Regions from separate parts of the Homo sapiens genome. Here region 2 is linked to region 1. The links are chromatin loops, found by intact Hi-C in ENCODE. Cell type or tissue: MCF 10A. All regions are shown on one strand. Links, peaks and the distances in the headings refer to the core of each region. The heading gives the core; the rest is flanking DNA. Region 1 has its middle 54 kb from the start of TMX3. Region 2 has its middle 22 kb from the start of MIR5011.

The links. Peaks named below come from ENCODE experiments on the same cell type or tissue, not always from the same donor. Only the 100,000 strongest peaks of a DNase experiment are listed, where the experiment ranks them.
Region 2: it touches region 1 in a loop (5-fold over the local background); 3 of 110 quality-filtered maps call a loop at or near these places.

The regions. Positions count from the first base shown.
Region 1 is chr18:68,657,041-68,665,390 of GRCh38, forward strand. No RefSeq gene overlaps it. Among named protein-coding and RNA genes, the nearest start is that of TMX3, 54 kb to the right of the region's middle. In MCF 10A, for the core only: a CTCF peak has its summit at 3,543 (motif pointing left); a DNase peak (open chromatin) is centred at 3,531.
Region 2 is chr18:67,099,809-67,108,158 of GRCh38, forward strand. No RefSeq gene overlaps it. Among named protein-coding and RNA genes, the nearest start is that of MIR5011, 22 kb to the left of the region's middle. RefSeq lists a silencer at 5,100-5,149. In MCF 10A, for the core only: a CTCF peak has its summit at 5,060 (motif pointing right); a DNase peak (open chromatin) is centred at 5,083.

The DNA.
Region 1 (8,350 bases), core at 117-8,116:
TTAGTCTGCTCTCACACTGCTATGAAGTGATATCCAAGACTGGGTAATTTATAAAGGAAAGAGGTTTGACTCACAGTTCTGCATGGGTGGGGAGGCCTCAGGAAACATACAATCACGACGAAGGTGAAAGAGAAGCAGGCACCCTCTTTACAGGGCGGCAGGACAGAGTAAGTGCAAGCAGGGCTAGACGCTTTTAAAACCGTCAGATCTTGTGAGACTGACTCTCACGAGAATAGCATAGAGAAAACTGGCCCCATGGTTCAATTACCTCCACCTGGTCCTCGCCTTGACACATGGGGATTATGGGGATAACAATTCGAGGTGAGATTTGGATGGGGACACAGAGCCAAACAATATTAGCGTGTGTTTGTATATATGCATTTAGATATGTATCTTCTGGTGTTTTTACCTCTCTGATTGAACCCTGCTGAAACAGAATTTGCTATTGAGAGTGGTTCCAGAGAAAGAGAATATTAAGGATATGTTCTACGCATTGGTTCTGGGATTTCTGGAACCGGTTCTCTGATTTAATTAGATTTAAAAGCACAAATGATCGAGTTTCCAGTGCAATGGAGCATTAGTAACCCATGCATGCAGTGTCAGAACCGTTTAGACAATCACACCAGCGTCTGTAAGAGTAAAGGTTCCAGGTGACCAAGCATTTGCTGTCTTAGGATATTTTGGTGAAAATAATAGGTAAAATTGGATGGATTTATTGCTGCTAGAAGTGGAGAACTTGGGAAAAGAAAATGAGATCCTCTTTTGCTGAAGTTGGGTTACTGAACTGAGAGTGAATGAAATCCTGAAAACTGGCGTGAGAACATGTGGAGAGATTCTGATTAAACTGGGCACCTCGAACACCGAATCCCACCGAGCACCCTTTGTTGGTAGAAGCAGCTTTCTCAACTCTGTGCAGAAGTTTGTCCTCTTTGGCCAAAAACACCTGTAGTTACCTCCTTCCTGGAGGTAGTTGCCAACAGGCCCCAATTTATGAAAATTTACGTGTGACCAGTGAGGAGGTATAAGGCCAACTGAAAGAATGGCATTATTTTGCCCATTCATATTGACTGAAACCCAAGGGTTTGTATCAAAATATAAATAAATCCTAAAACCTAATAAGTGAAGGATAATCCAGTTTTTTAATGGGCAAGGGATCTGAATAGAAACTTATCTAAAGAAGACAGACAAGTGGCCAACATGCACATAAGAAGATACTCAAATTATTAGTCACTAAGGAAATGCATATCAAAACTACAGACGACATGTTATACCCTTTAAGATGATTAAAATAAAAGAGACAAACAATAAGTTTTGGCAAGGATTTGAATAAATTGGAACCTTCATACAGAATAGGTTAAAGTTTGCCTAGGGCTGGTTGGTGAGGGATGAGGAATATAAAGAAAAGGGAGTGACTGCTAATGGGAACAGGGTTCCTTTTGATGTGATGAAATATCCTAAAATTAGGTAGTGGTTACAGTTACATAAGTATGGGAATGTATATAAATAAAACAACAACACTGTGCAATTTAAAAGGTTAAATTTTATGGTATATGAATAAAGCTGTCTTTAAATACAGCTGTCTAAATAAAGGTCTAGGGATATTGGAATGTTAGTGTGGATTTATCAAGTATGACCTGCTCTGGAAAGACCTAGAAGACATATCTTTCCTCACAGCTGTGAGAAATCAACTCAAGGGGGAAGCTCCAGCATTTTTGAAGAGTTCTCTCTTCTGTAAGTCGGAAATCACAAGGAAACTGCTACACTGAAGTGGGCTCTCTACCCAAGAGAAGGAATGGGATTCCAGGATGGCGGAAGCTGTTGGGAGCTGTTGGAACAAAAGAATCCTTTCTTTCCCCTCTGGAGTTTTAATATTTGAGTCTGACAGAAAAACTGACAATAGACCAATTAACAGGAAAAAGGCAAACACATTTATTATGTGCACGGGGGCATCACAGGAAGCTGAGGACTCCATAACAATGGAATTTGGAAGGCTATGTGCCCTTCTTCATCGGGAGAAGGAGTAGAGGATGAAGACATGTTAGAGGGGGAGAAAATAACTTTTAGAGCAGATGAGTGGGCCTGGAAAACAGACAACCATCTGGTACAAAGTCATCTGGACTCTAGGTGTGGTGTCAACTGTAGTCTTCTTTCTGTGATATGCCTCAGTCTCACCCTGTTGATAAGACATCTGGGGAAGGGATTCACAACAATTGACTATGTTCTGGAGGATCTGGCCTTTAGTAGATGGGAATACTTCAGGGAAAGCCCATCCCTGCATTTGCTGTTCCCTAGGAGCTCTCATTTTGAAGTCCAAAGCGGCATATTTAAGGGGATTATTAATATTTCCTGAGCTCCAACAGAGCCAAGTGAGGGCACTTAGTCACTGAAGACAAGGTGAGTTACTGGAATGGCCAATTGTATAACGTCTGATAGTCAAACTAGAACTGAAACTGATGGACAGTCCAGTGAAATTTTACTTGGCCTGATTAAGCGGAAAAGCTGTAGTCTGTTGAACTGAAGTCTGAATTGAATAACCAAAATGAGAGTCATGTCCCTCAATTAATTTACATTTCATACACTCAAAGCCGCTGAAATGGCTGCCCTGTGCCCAAATTCTTACCCCTGAGGCAGGGTGAAGAAAGCCTGAAGCCATCCCATTGAAAAAAAGACACTGCTGCATAGCAAAACAAAAATAATTTACACCTGCAAATCATCCTCTTTATGATCCCACCCAAGGACTCAATCTATTTAACATAATGACAGCTTTGGGTAAGAAAAAATGATCAGATCTTGAGGAATTATAGGATTTATTTCATGGTTCTAAACTGACAATACTTCCTGTGGTCACCGGTCAGAGTAGGAAATTGTGGCTGTCAGATAACTGATGGAGTGTTAGCTGGAGTCTGCCTCACAGTGGGCCACCTTCTGATTATTTTCCTAGCACCAGAATGGTTACAGCATCTGCAAATAACTTGCAGAATTCCCGTGTGTACCTGACCATGGAGTGAAAAGAGAGCAAAACGGAAGCCACTGGAACGGCCCCTGCCTTTGACAATAGTAAACCCAAGGTAGTACACATTCCTGGAGTGCAGAGATTGTTGCCACCATCAAGGACTCGAGAGATGCAGGGGTGGGGATTCCATTCTATTCATCTATTTTGTCTGTGTAGATAGCAAATGGATATTGGAGAATGAAAGCCGATTATTGAAAATTTAATCAGATGGGGACTCCAGTTGCAGCTGTTGTTCCAAATGTGGCTTTGCTAGAGGAAATTCACACATCCCCTTGTATCTGGCATGTGACTATGGACCTGGTGAGTACTTTTTCCCTCTATACCAGGAAAACTTGCAAGCTGAATCCAGCCTGTATCCTATTTTTGAAGAGCTCTTAAGCTAAGAAAGGTTTTTACATTTTTAAAGAGTTAAAACAAACAAACAAACAAACAAAGACTGTATGACAGAATCTGTGGGACCCAAAGACTAAATTATTTAATTGCCTGTCTCTTTATAGAAACAAGTTTGCTGACCCCTTGTGGTGCTTTAGAGAAAATATTTTTGTAGCTGAACAAATTTTGCTGAAATGGGACCAGGACTAAATACAAGCCTCGGAAAATAATTTTTGACTGCCTATGTAAAACTCCAGAAAACTTTACCCCCTGGAGGTATTTGTCTTCATTTCAGAAGGGTGTGGAGACCTGGGCTGGGAGACGCGGGGTTGCAGAGCTGGAGACAGTGGTGTTATCTTGCCCCTGGTGAGATGGATTTATATCCTAAAGGGTTGGAGATAAGACTCAGGGTCCTCCTGAAGAAGCAAAAGTTCTCTCCCTTCTTTGAGGAAGAAAGCTGGACAGCATGCACAGAAGCACCTGGACTCTTCCCAGGATTTTCGCCTGAAATACAAATACCTTATGCACAGGATGGCTTCAGGCTTCCATCACGCTGCCCCAGGGATAGGAATTTGGGCACAGGGCAACCATGAAATTGTTTCCTGGAAAGTAAATAATGATTAATCCACTCTAGTCCAGAGACCTTATGGATGCATTCAGTATAAAATTAATAATATGACTATTAAAAACCTAAGATTTCTGCTTTATACTTCTTAGTGAAGATCATAAGCAAGTATTTGCTTTAAGCTGAAAAAGTTGGCAATATGTCCTTCGGGGATATATCAGTTCTCAGTTCCATACCAGAATCAAGCCCTAGGGAACTTCACCGTCCTTCAGTGATTTATCGGTTCTTCAGTCCCATACTGTCCCTCATTGTCCTTTAGGGATTTATCAATTCTTCAGTCCCATACTATTCTTCACTGTCCTTCAGTGATTTATCAATTCTTCAGTCCCATACTGTCCCTCACTGTCCTTCAGGGATTTATCAATTCTTCAGTCCCATACCAGAATCTAGCCCAAGGGAACTTCAGTGTTCTTCAGAGATTTATCAGTTCTTCAGTCCCATACTATTCTTCACTGTCCTTCAGTGATTTATCAATTCTTCAGTCCCATACTGTCTCTCACTGTCCTTCAGGGATTTATCAATTCTTCAGTCCCATACCAGAATCTAGCCCAGGGGAAATTTTATGGTTTTTTTCTTCCTTCTCTGAGTGTCACAGTGGTGTATTGCACTGATATTAAGCTGATCGTATCAGTTTGCTAGGGGTGCCATAACAGAGTAGCACAGACTGGCTGAAACAACAGACATTTTGTTTTCTCACAATTCTGGAGGTTAGAATTCCAAGATCAAGGTGTGTGTTGGCAGGGTTGGTTTCTTCTGCGATCTCTCTCCATGGCTTCTAGATACTACTTTCTTCCAGTGTCTTCAAAATGGTATTCCCTCTGGAACAAATTTCTTCTTCCAGCAGGACACTAGTCACATTGGATTAGGGCCTATGCTAATGACTTCATTTTAACTTAATTACTTCTTTCAAGGTTCTATCTCCAAATATAGTCATGTTCTGAAGTACTGGGAATTAGGACTCCAACACACGAATTTGATGGTTGCGGGGGGGGGGGTGGTGGTCATAATTCGGCCCATAACACAGACTAAACCTGCTGAGCAGGAAGTTGCAACTACCCTAGACACATTGGTGAGACACTGCATGTCAGAGGACAGAAAATGAAAATAAGTCCTCCAAAAATTTAGAGGTCTTTCATTTTGGTGAAGTCACTGATGGTCCAATAGTCTGGGACATATCAAGATACTACTTCTAAGGTGAAGGTCAGGTTGTGGAATCTGTTCCCAATCACTAAGAAAGATGTATCAATGTCTAATAAATTTCATCAGATGCTGGAGACAACATGTACCTCATCTGGGCCCATGACTTCAACTCATTTGCTAAGTGACCTAAACACTTGCCAGTTTTGAGTGGGGTCCAGAACAAGGAAAGGCTCTACAGTAGTGCGGGCTCTACATGGACAGTGAGACCCAGCACATGTGATGTGTTTATCTAGGTGGCAGACTGAGATGCTGGTTGGTGCTTTGGGCAAGTTGATAAGAGAATCACAGTGCAAACACTCAAGATTCTGGAGCAAGACCATATTGTCTTCTGTAGGTGTCTATTTATTTACCTTTGGAGAAACAGCTGTTGGCCTTAGCAGCTGACTGCTTGAACTTGGACCACTAACTTGCCATGTGAGCTGAGTTTTTCATCATGACAAGGTGTTGGCTGATCCAATGAGCCATAAATTTGGACATGTACAGCAGCAGCCTTCCATTGTTAAATGAAGTAATATGTATGGGATTTGGCTTGATTAGGTCTTCAGGGAACTAGTAAATTGCATGAGAAAGTACCCTAGATGCCTCTGACCTGTACTTCTGATACATTACCTTCTCCCTTTCAGTACGGCCTCATGAGGAGGTCTCTATGATGAGTCGTCTTGGGAAGAAAAAATGTGGTCATTTCTGCCTGTGGAATTCATTTCACTTTAACAGCATGCAATTCATTCGTCTCACCATTAGTCTTCCCCATCCTCCTGAAGCAGCTAGCTTGATTGAAGAGTAGAATGGCATTTGGAAGACTCCAGTACAGTCCCAGCCTAGGCTGGGCCCTATCTACCCAGATGGTAACTGTCTGCAGGGCTTGGACAAAATATGTATCGGGATCTAATATAAAGCACTATTTCTCCCATAATAAGGATTCATGGGTCTGAGAATCGAGGGGTGAAATGAGAGGAACCTCCTTTCATTATTATTCCTAGTAACCCACAAACAAAATTCTTCCTTCTAGTCTCTGCCCCTTTAGGCTCTGCTGGTCTAGATATCTTATTCCAAAGGGAGAAACCCTTCTATCAGGCACCACCTGGCCACTTTGAGTTCCTCACGCCACTAAATCAACAAGCAAAGAAGGGGTTGCTGCACCTGCCGGGGCATTTAATCCAGATTACCAAGGAGAAATCAAGTGGCTTCTATATATCAGGGGTGAGGAGAGGTTGTCTAGAATACAGCATGCCCTCTGAGTTGCCCCTCAGCTCTCAGATTTTCTGTGATTAAGGTCAATGGAAAATTATAACAACCTGATTCAAACAGAACCTTTCCAAAAAGAAAATTTACATCACCTCATTAGGCAAGGAACAATGACCAGCTGGGAATTGCTGAGGGCAAAGAGAATATGACATGGGAAGTGGAAGGAGGTGGTTATAAATACAGTTACGATCATATGACCAGTAGTAGAAACAAGGATTGTAATAGTCATGAGTATTTCTACTTTAGTTTTGAAATGAATATATATTTATATATGCACATACACACGTGTTATGCATAGTATAAATATTTTTGTTTTTTTAACCTCTCTTATCCCCTTAGTATCTACCGTAAGCTGTGTTAGCAGAACTTAACATAGCATTATGTTAAACAGAAGCTTGCCTTAGATACCATCTTTATTTGGTGATCAAGTGTGGTTCAGGATTATAGCACCAGGTGTATGGCTGCTGGTGGCCGCAGGTAGCCTCTTGCGGCTTTCTAATGTGTCAGCTTGGCTATGCAGAATACCTTCAAATTCCTGCCCTGCGTTATTCCTCTGAAGATGAACCACAAAGGGATCTCATGTGAGAGTGAGGGCAGAATTCAAGATGCAGACATTTGCAGCTCACACACACGGCTGACCTCGACATCTCCTCACTGGGAGGCATGGCTGGGCCTGAAGATGCTCCACCTTTATCTAGGTCCTCTTGCTGCTTCTCAGTCAGATTTTGGGTTTAGCACCATCAGGAAGCCTTTGGAAGGGCTCTCAAAGCACCAAGATCAGTGGCAACAAGAACTGAGATGGGTTTCAAGCTCAGGCAGCAGATGCAAAGCTCAGGCAACAGATGCAAAGACCATAGCCTTACAGAGATGTTCAACCTGCTCCCACCCACTGTGTAAATTCAAAGTCTCGTAGTAAATGTGTGTCGGTGCGGTGGGGGGATGGGGAGATTGAGAGGGTACACATCTAGTGTTACTGCTTCAAAGATACATTATACTTTTTAATTTAGCTGTCTCTGGACATATAACATTTTCGTGTTTTTTTTTTTAATTTTCATGGAAACATAGCGGAAATGTTTACTTTGTCATAATTAATATATGAAAAATATGATTTTTTAATTTGTATGTGTGTATAGTCATTCATAAGTAACTGCTGATGAACACAGCAGCCTCTATTTGAATGTTTTTTAAGGGCAGAATTATTTGGGTATTTGTGACGTTCTTTTGTTTATTTTTTGAAAATTCTATCTTATCTATCTATCCATTCATTGATTTACTCAGTGATTCTTTCATTCAAACTCTTATTGAGCTTTGAGCTGAGGCAACACAATTTCAACTCTTAAAAATGTTATCAGACTGAGAGTGGTGGTTTATGCCTATAATCCCAGCACACTGGGAGACCAAGGGCATATTTGCTTGAGGCCAAGAGTTTGCGACCAGCCTAGGCAACATAGCAAAACCCTGTCTCTACAAAGAAAAAAATGTCATTAGATTTGCAATAGATAGATAAATTGATTTAATTCATTCATAGTGTAATTCTGTACATTAAGCATCAAACCTAAGTTTATACAGTGTCTTGTGTGGCCAGGATGGAGGATGAAATTAACACCTCAAGAAAAGTCAGTATATGCTTCAAAGACCTGTTGATCCGGATTGTGTAAGAATTAGTGATACTCTGATATATTCTAAGCAACAGTACTCAGATATTATGTATTAATAAATACTTTCCTGAAAAAATTGTAAGCTGTCTACATAAACAACTGTTGTTTTCCAAGTTGAATAAAAGGGATAAACCTTTCAGTCTAGGCTCATGGCTTTTCAGCAAAATTTATTAATTTATTATTAGTAGCAAAAGCCTTTTTAAAATCTCCATTAGCCAGTTTTGTCCAAATCTTTCT
Region 2 (8,350 bases), core at 184-8,183, 1.6 Mb before region 1:
CTGAGAGAGTAGAGGGTGATCACAGTGTTAAATAGAAACAGAAGTTTGCGCAGCCTGTGTGATATGTGGTAAAGAGAAAATTAGAACCTCAGAGTCTGGTTGAGGCCAGGAACATGCATAGAAGTAACTCACTGAGTGAACCAGAACTGTGAACACAATTCAGATTAATTACACAAAGAGGAACATTTCAAATGAGTAAGATTTGGAGAATTATCATGGAAGAATTTGGGTAATATGGATAAGAGTTGAAAGTCACTGAAGAAATATGATCAATACATTCAGAACAAGGGTATTGAATAGACTATCAACATGCATATAGCGTTTACCTAGAATGACAGACCAACCTAGTAACAAAAGCCAGCACGAAATCCAGCCCTGTGATCACTGGTAATTACTAGTTGTTTACAAAAATAGATACAGAGATCCTTTCATGCATTAAGTACTCTGCTAGATGCTAAGAATCTGGAATAAAAAGGACCAAAAACATAAAAATGGAGAATGTTATTTTCCTAAAGGAGCATAGGATCTAGTAGAGAAAGTAGCTAATTAAATAGGCAATAACCTGGGCCAGACGTGGTGGCTCACGCCTGTAATCCCAGCACTTTGGGAGGCTTAAGTGGGTGGAGCACCTGAGGTCAGAGGTTTGAGACCAGCCTGGCCAACATCATGAAACCCCATCTCTACTAAAAATACAAAAATTAACCAAGGGTGGTGGTGTGCGCCTGTAATCCCAGCTACTAGGGAGGCCGAGGCAGGAAAATCACTTGAACCTGGGAGGTGGAGGTTGCACTGAGCCGAGATTGCCCCACTGCACTCCAGCCTGGGCGACAGAGTGAGACTTTGTCTCAAAAATAAATAAAATATAAATATATACATGCATAAATAAATAGGCAATCACCTGGAATGGGAATGGGAGGAATTCACCCAATGTACAGTTCAGGAAAGACCTCTTTGTGAAATGACGTTTAAGGAGGTATGTAAAGGGTGAGATGATAATTAAGGGTCATAATGTTCTACATGAGTATAATAAAAATCAGATAGACTAGAAAGAGAATTACACTTGGATACCAAGTGTGGTTTAAAAGAGAGTGTGGTCTGTTGCTTCACACAAGGTACTGGAAAGGTATTAGTACTGGGGCATCATGTGCCAAAGCAAACTGCAAAACATGCAGACAGGTAGATGGCTCAAAATATGTAGCGATTTGTTGATCATATTAAGGAGTTTTGCTTTAGTGAGAAACCATTGAAAGCCTTAATACCTGAAATATAAGGAGCATATCATATGTAAAGTGATGCCATAGTCAGGTTTATGTATTTTCAAAGATAACATTAGAAACATTGATTGATTAAAATAATAATTAACAATCTTTGAGAAACATCTTATATAAAATATGTGCCATAATTAATCAGATGACAATATAGCAATTGTTATACATGTAAGTCTGTTGGTTGTCTTCTTTCAATGGAGTGAGATAGGTTGATCTGTTAGGAGCCTGGAAAATCTGTCCACAGCAGAAGTAATTTTGATCCAGGTGAGTGTAGCAGCAATAGGGAAGAAGAAAAGTGGACAGCTTAGAGATATTGGGAAATAAGTTGGGACAGGACTTACATTTAATTCAGTTTTAGACTGGGGTAAAGGGAGCAGTCAAGAACAGTTTCTGAATTTACTTTGTGCAAATGAGTGTGCATAGACTGTCACATACTGAGATAGGGCAAACTTAGAGATACAAGGTTTGAAGAGCAATGCAGATAATTTTGTTTTACACATTAAGCTTGACGATCCTGGGAGATATTCAAACGAGAAGTACAGGGATGTTTAAGGATGTAATAGGCTAAATTTATTGGAAGAAAAGTTGATTATGGAGCCTGGGGAAACACGTAGTGATAGCACCCCCTGAATGCCAGCGCAGGACTGGGATGCAGTTTATCATCAGGCAAATGAGTTGAAGCTACACTCAAAAACCAGAAATAAATGTTCATATTTATTTGAATCAAGAAATGAAATAAAGAGCAATAAATGACAACAGAACTAAGAATATGTTATTACAGATAGGAATAAGGTCAGAAGCTAAGGGAAATAGTAACAGGTGGAGAAATCAAATATAAAACAGAAAGAGGAAACTATTTTAAGATTTACCCATAAACAGAAACAAGGGAGCCATAGGCAATAGCCTGGGCCAGATGTGGTGGCTCACGCCTGTAATCCCAGCACTTTGGGAGGCTTAAGTGGGTGCTTTTGTTCTTACTGATTGTTGGCAGGTGGGTCAGGCGCTAAACAGCCGAATTTATCATACGGGGCTGCGTGTTAAATGGACTAGAAGATCATTTAGGGAATTACAGAAGGAAGCTGTTGTATTATTTCAACCATGCAACCATAAAAATATGGACCATGATGATCACAATGGGCATAAAAATGAATCAATTTTAAAAAAACTTATATATAAGAATTAAGAGATATATTAAACACCAAGCTACTATGAACAATAAAGATGAAAGATACAGTCAGAAAATACATTAAAATTTAGAAACGGGTGCCTTTAGAAAAGCTTGGTATTAATGAGATAGAAAAGGAATCTAGGAGAGAAATATTGTCAGCTTTTTGAACTTGGGCTGGTTTACACCTTTGTAATTAGAGACACAGTTCCTTCGTCTAGAAAAATGGGAGTTGAACTCATTCATTCCAATGAGTCTTGTGAAGCTAAGGTGTGATATAAATAAGGTAAAGTGTATGAGGGCAGAAGCCATATAGACTTGATTCACCTTAATAACCTACATCCCAGAACAGTTTTAGCACACTCTAAGTATTTGATAAGTAAGTATTAAATGAGCGAATAAGTAAATATAGAGACATAAATGTTCAACATTGCAGAAAAACCTTGAGTACAAACAGGAGAAAGGCCATTATATTGTACACCAATAGATGTCAAACTTGCTTGTTAAAAAACACCTTCTTGCATGTTTCAGTGTGTTTCTACATTGTTTGTTTAAAAGGAAATTAGGCCAGAAGAAAAAAAAAAGACAACTGAGGCAGGATAAAGTTATTATTGGTTGAAAAAAATTTTCTCAAAACATGGACGCTCTCATTACTTTATAGTATAGTTTTCTGTAGAGCACTAACAATTGATGTATTTCTGAAACGGAGCACTTCTATTTGTAATTTTTTATTCATCAACACTCCTAGTGAGAAATTCAGAAAAAAAATGCTGACATAAAAATGATGATAAACTTAATTTGCAACTATACACTTCTATTGTCAAAGTAAAAACCAAATCCTCTAGCTAATTGTATTTTATCTGGATATTTTGCATAATTTTAAAAACTGATTTTGGTTTCTCCTTATGATACAGTTTGTCCATTTCATTTTTGCTCTAATTAATATGTATAACAGTTAATTAAAAAGTTATTCAAGAATAGGTGGACTTCCTTTCTGATGTGAGGTCATGTGTCCATCCTGATACATCCAAAAACAATTTTTCAGTAGCTTTATTCCTACATGATATTTTCATTCCTAAAATCTCCCAAGTGTCCTGTAGTATTTATTTTTCTACTGCAATGATTTAACTCAATCTTAGATGCAATTAAAACTTTTACTCTCATGTTATAGACTTAAGTTGACAATGTCAGCACCATAAAACCTTTGTCTTCTAGCCACTATGATGCATCAGTGAAGGCTGCTTCTAAAGGCAGTGGCATGTTTTATGTAGATTTGTGGCATAATTAAAATACTTCTATATAGAGATAATGGAATATTTAGTGTGGATTTTTAATCTATTTATCACTTAGAAAAAAATAAATCTATGCCCCAGGTTTGAAACAAATTTTCCCCTACTCACCACTCCTTTCACATCCGTTGAACTCGAGCTATGTTAAAATGCTTGTGGCACCCAAAACATTCTAACTTGCTTCCTTGCCTTTGCTTATGCTATGACTTTTTCCTTTTTTATTTAAAGCTTTTATATTATTTTATTTTTATTGCAACAAGTTTTTGCTATTTTGCACAAGCTGGTTTCGAACCCTTGGGATCAAGTGATCCTTCCACCTCAACCTTACCAGTAACTGGTATTACAGTTGCCTGCAACTATGCCCCGCCTACCACTCTTTCTTAACCCTTAGACAACTCTTTGCCTCTGTGGTCTGTCAGCTCTAAAAGCATGACTCCACTAATTTTTTTTATTTCCTCTAATATAAGTGACTATACACTCTTTAATATCCTATCCTGTATGTGAGTCTATAATGATACCTGTAATACTTTATTGGTTTCAGTTCTGTTTAACTCTATTTACCTAAAAGTCACAAGAAGGAAGAACTGTGTCTTCTCTATCTTTGTATGGTAGCATATGTCTCAGAGCAGATCACTTGGTAGACAGTAAGTGTTAAGGTAAGGAAGGAAGCAAAGAAGAAAATAAGGAAAACAGGGAGGAAAGGGGAGAGGAAGAAAGGAAGGCATCATATTTTTATTCACTGATCTCCAGAAAGAATCAGAGATTGAAAACTGTATTATTACATGCAAGTTTAGGATACATTTTCAAGCAATATTCTAAGATTTTCATCTCTCAGTATTGAGATTTTAAGCTGTTATGGACAGTGTCAGAATAGGGGATATTTTCATAAGGTGATTTCAATGGCAGAAGATGAAGAAGCCGTTGGTCTGGTTAGTATCACAAAAGAACTAGTAGAACAGAGATTATCAGTAAGAAAATAGAGATCGGAATATAGAGATCAGAAAAAAATAGAGATCATCAGCAAGAAAAACAATTTTTTAAGTGATCTCAATATGTCATTTCTGAATGTGTTAAGTTAAGTCTCTTTCGTTTAGGAAAGTAGTGAATATATTTCAGAACAAAAGTTAAGAACATGGGCTCCAGATTTAACACTGTCCACAGTTAATTAATCTCATTAGCTTATTTGTTCTTTAGTGTGAATGTAGGTAATTTAGTTCTGGTTGTCTGTTCCTAGTTGCGTATATCCCTGGTTGAAATAGCATCCCTTCTTCTTCATCGCACTTCTCAAGTTAGAGAAATGCAGCACTGGGGGAATCATGTCATGGCTCTTAAAGCTCTTGCCAGAAGGTGGCGCAGGGGTTCTCCCTGTCATACCATTCAGCGAAGGTAATTGCATGACAGATACTGACATGTGATTGTATGTGGCAATGGAACACAACCCTCTTGTCAAATAAAAATTTTAAGAGGGTTTATAAAAGAATTCAAATATGTTTTGAGCAGCATTTCCAAAGAATTACTTGTGAATGTGAAATTAATAATATGGAAAGACTGATTATAATTTCTGAAATTATATTCCAGCTGACAAGCTGAAAGATTACGGGATCCATAATCAGAGGAAGGAATAAACATGAGAGCAGAAGTCCTTTAATTGTAACAGAAGATAAGGCAGAATGTCTGGGCTCAAATATACGCAGATGGTAGATTTGTCGGTGGAAAGTTGAATTAGGTCTCATCAATTGACTTTATTTTCTTAGTCAAGAATAAGGCACAGTTATCAACTGCAAATTGGTAGTCAGCATGAGATGTTAGGGAGAAAGATAATAAATAAATAAGAGAGTCATCTTTGTGATAAGAAAGCAAAATTTCCAGAAAAAGAAGGATGAACAGATATTCAGTTTTTCTAAAGTTTTAGCCATAAACATATATACATACACACACATATATACATAGACACACAGAAATATATAATAAATATTCTAATAAATAAATATTTGATATATGTGTGTATATATTTATATACACATATATTATGTATTATATATGTATACATATATACATGTGTATACATATTATGTATTATATATGTATACATATATAAATATAGACACATAGATATCAAATATATATTTATATATTTCTCTGTGTGTGTATGTGTACATATGTGTGTGTACATTTATGTATATATATGTATGTTGGTGGAGAGATGAATTAGGTGCTGCTTATTGACTCTATTTTCATATATATGAGACTCTATTTTCTTATATATATAAAGAAAATATATATAAAAGAAATTTTCCTTTTTTGGTTTTTTTGAGACAGAGTCTCACTCTGTTGTCCAGGCTGAAGTTCAGTGACACGATCTTGGCTCACTGCCACCTCTGCCTCCTGGGTTCAAGTGGTTCTCCTGCCTCAGCCTCCCGAGTACCTGAGATTACAGGTGCTGGCCACACCTGGCTAATTTTTGTAGTTTTAGTAGAGATGGGGTTTCATCATATTTGCCAGGATGGTCTTGAACTCCTGACCTCAGGTGATCCACCCATCTCAGCCTCCCAATGTGCTAGAATTACAGGCTTGAGCCACCACACCCAGACAGAAATTTTTATTTATATATATATAAAATATATGTATAGGAAAATTTATATATATATAAATATATATGAAAATTTATATATGGAAAATTTATCATATATAAGAAAATGCATATAAGAATAGAGTCATATTGTATGTATCTGCATATATGTAAATATATCAAATATATTTTTGATATATAGAAATATATAGTGAGAAATATATCAAATATTTCACAATTCCATATGTGATAAGAAATTAAGTTGGGTTTGAACTTTTATTGGAGTTATATGAGTAGAAATAAGGATGTTATGAATACAGAAGGCAATTGTCGCTTTCACAAAAATTTTCCGACATTTCTATAGCATTTTCTACAAAATACTTTCAAAAAAAACCTTAAAAATAATATGGCCTAAAAAGCTCTTTTGATGTATGTGTTCTGATAGATCATATAGTGTGTGAATTATATATAAAATCTTAAGTGATTGGTCCATTAATTCCATATTAACTTTACACAAGACGAATGAAAACTGCCTCTGGAATAGCTTAAATTGAAATCCTATCTAAATATATTATTGAATCTATGTAATATTAATGAGAGATCTATGTGTGTGAGGTAGAGGTCAAAGAGCTTTATCCACCATATCTCATTTAGAACTCACACCAATACTACAAAATAGGTTTGAGCATTATTTCATTTGTAACGTGAAGAAGCTGAGACCAGGGAAGTTAAATGTCCAAAGTCAAAATTTTCACAGTTTGGTTCCAGAGGCCATTTTTTAATATTCCTTTTCATATGTAACATATCAAAAGACCCCATAATTACAGCATTATATTCAGGATGAATAAACTGTGGAGAATAAAAACCATCAGGCTACTCCAACTGGAACTATAGCTGTACGTATGCTAAGAAAGCAGTTTTACCCTTGATAAGATACTGTGTTCAATCCAAACTTTGATATGGTGGGCCTGAAATAGATTTATGGGTGAACCTTTGCAAAACTGAGTATCTGTTCATCCTCATAAAAACACCACTGTTGATTATAATAGATTTTAAATTCTTGAAACATTGAAAAAAATTAAACACAAATTCCTACTTGGAAACACTTGAGAATGAAAACTATGTTCAGTTGTATTCTCTCTTTTATATATGTATAGGGTTAAAATTATATGTATGCACAATTTACTGTGTATAGTATCCTTTCACCCTTGCCTATGTTTCAAGAATAACTATCAATCATTAAGATAGCTTGATATTCCTTATATATAATATATGCTATCCTTAATAATAACTCAATATGTACTTGCTATTAAATATACGTAAGACTGCCGTGAATCTTCAGAGTACTGGCAAAACCAATTAAGACTTCAAAAAATATAAAATAAATTAGGCTTGCATTTGAAATATTATCTTACCAGTATATTTTCCTCAAACTGCTATAATACACATAAAACTTCTAGGAAAGAAACCTTTTCAAACCGAATGTTGTCGGCTGGTGTCTTTGTTTATTAAATTAGTGAATTAAATTTTGATGATTTTAAGTATTATAAGACAGACTTATAGTTACTAATTAAACTCACTGAACTTTCTGCGTTGTAACTTGACATACCCAAAACCTTCTAACATGAAGAGGGTAGAAATAAGAATAGCATTAATTTCATAAAAGGTGTGTAGGAATGTCTTAGCCAAGTTATAGATACACTAATTCTAACAGGTTTTTTATCTTTTCTTCTAATTGCCTGGCAACGTCTATAGAACTGGAATAGGAATCTATTTCTGGATGCTCATTATAAGTAAATGCAGTCAAGCATCATTGTATCCCACAAATCTGGACTTGAAATGACACCTCTGGAAGCACCATAGACATGATATGTTAAAGTATCTAAAGGTAATCATTAAAACAGAAGACAAAAAACCCTGAGAAGAGTAAGAGAAAGATCTACATCAAATTAATTATATTTTAGTGAAGAATATAACTGACCAGTATTTAAAACGGCTTTTGTTTCCTACTTGCCACGCACACTTGCAGTTATAAAACCAGGCAGAAGTATGTTAGTTG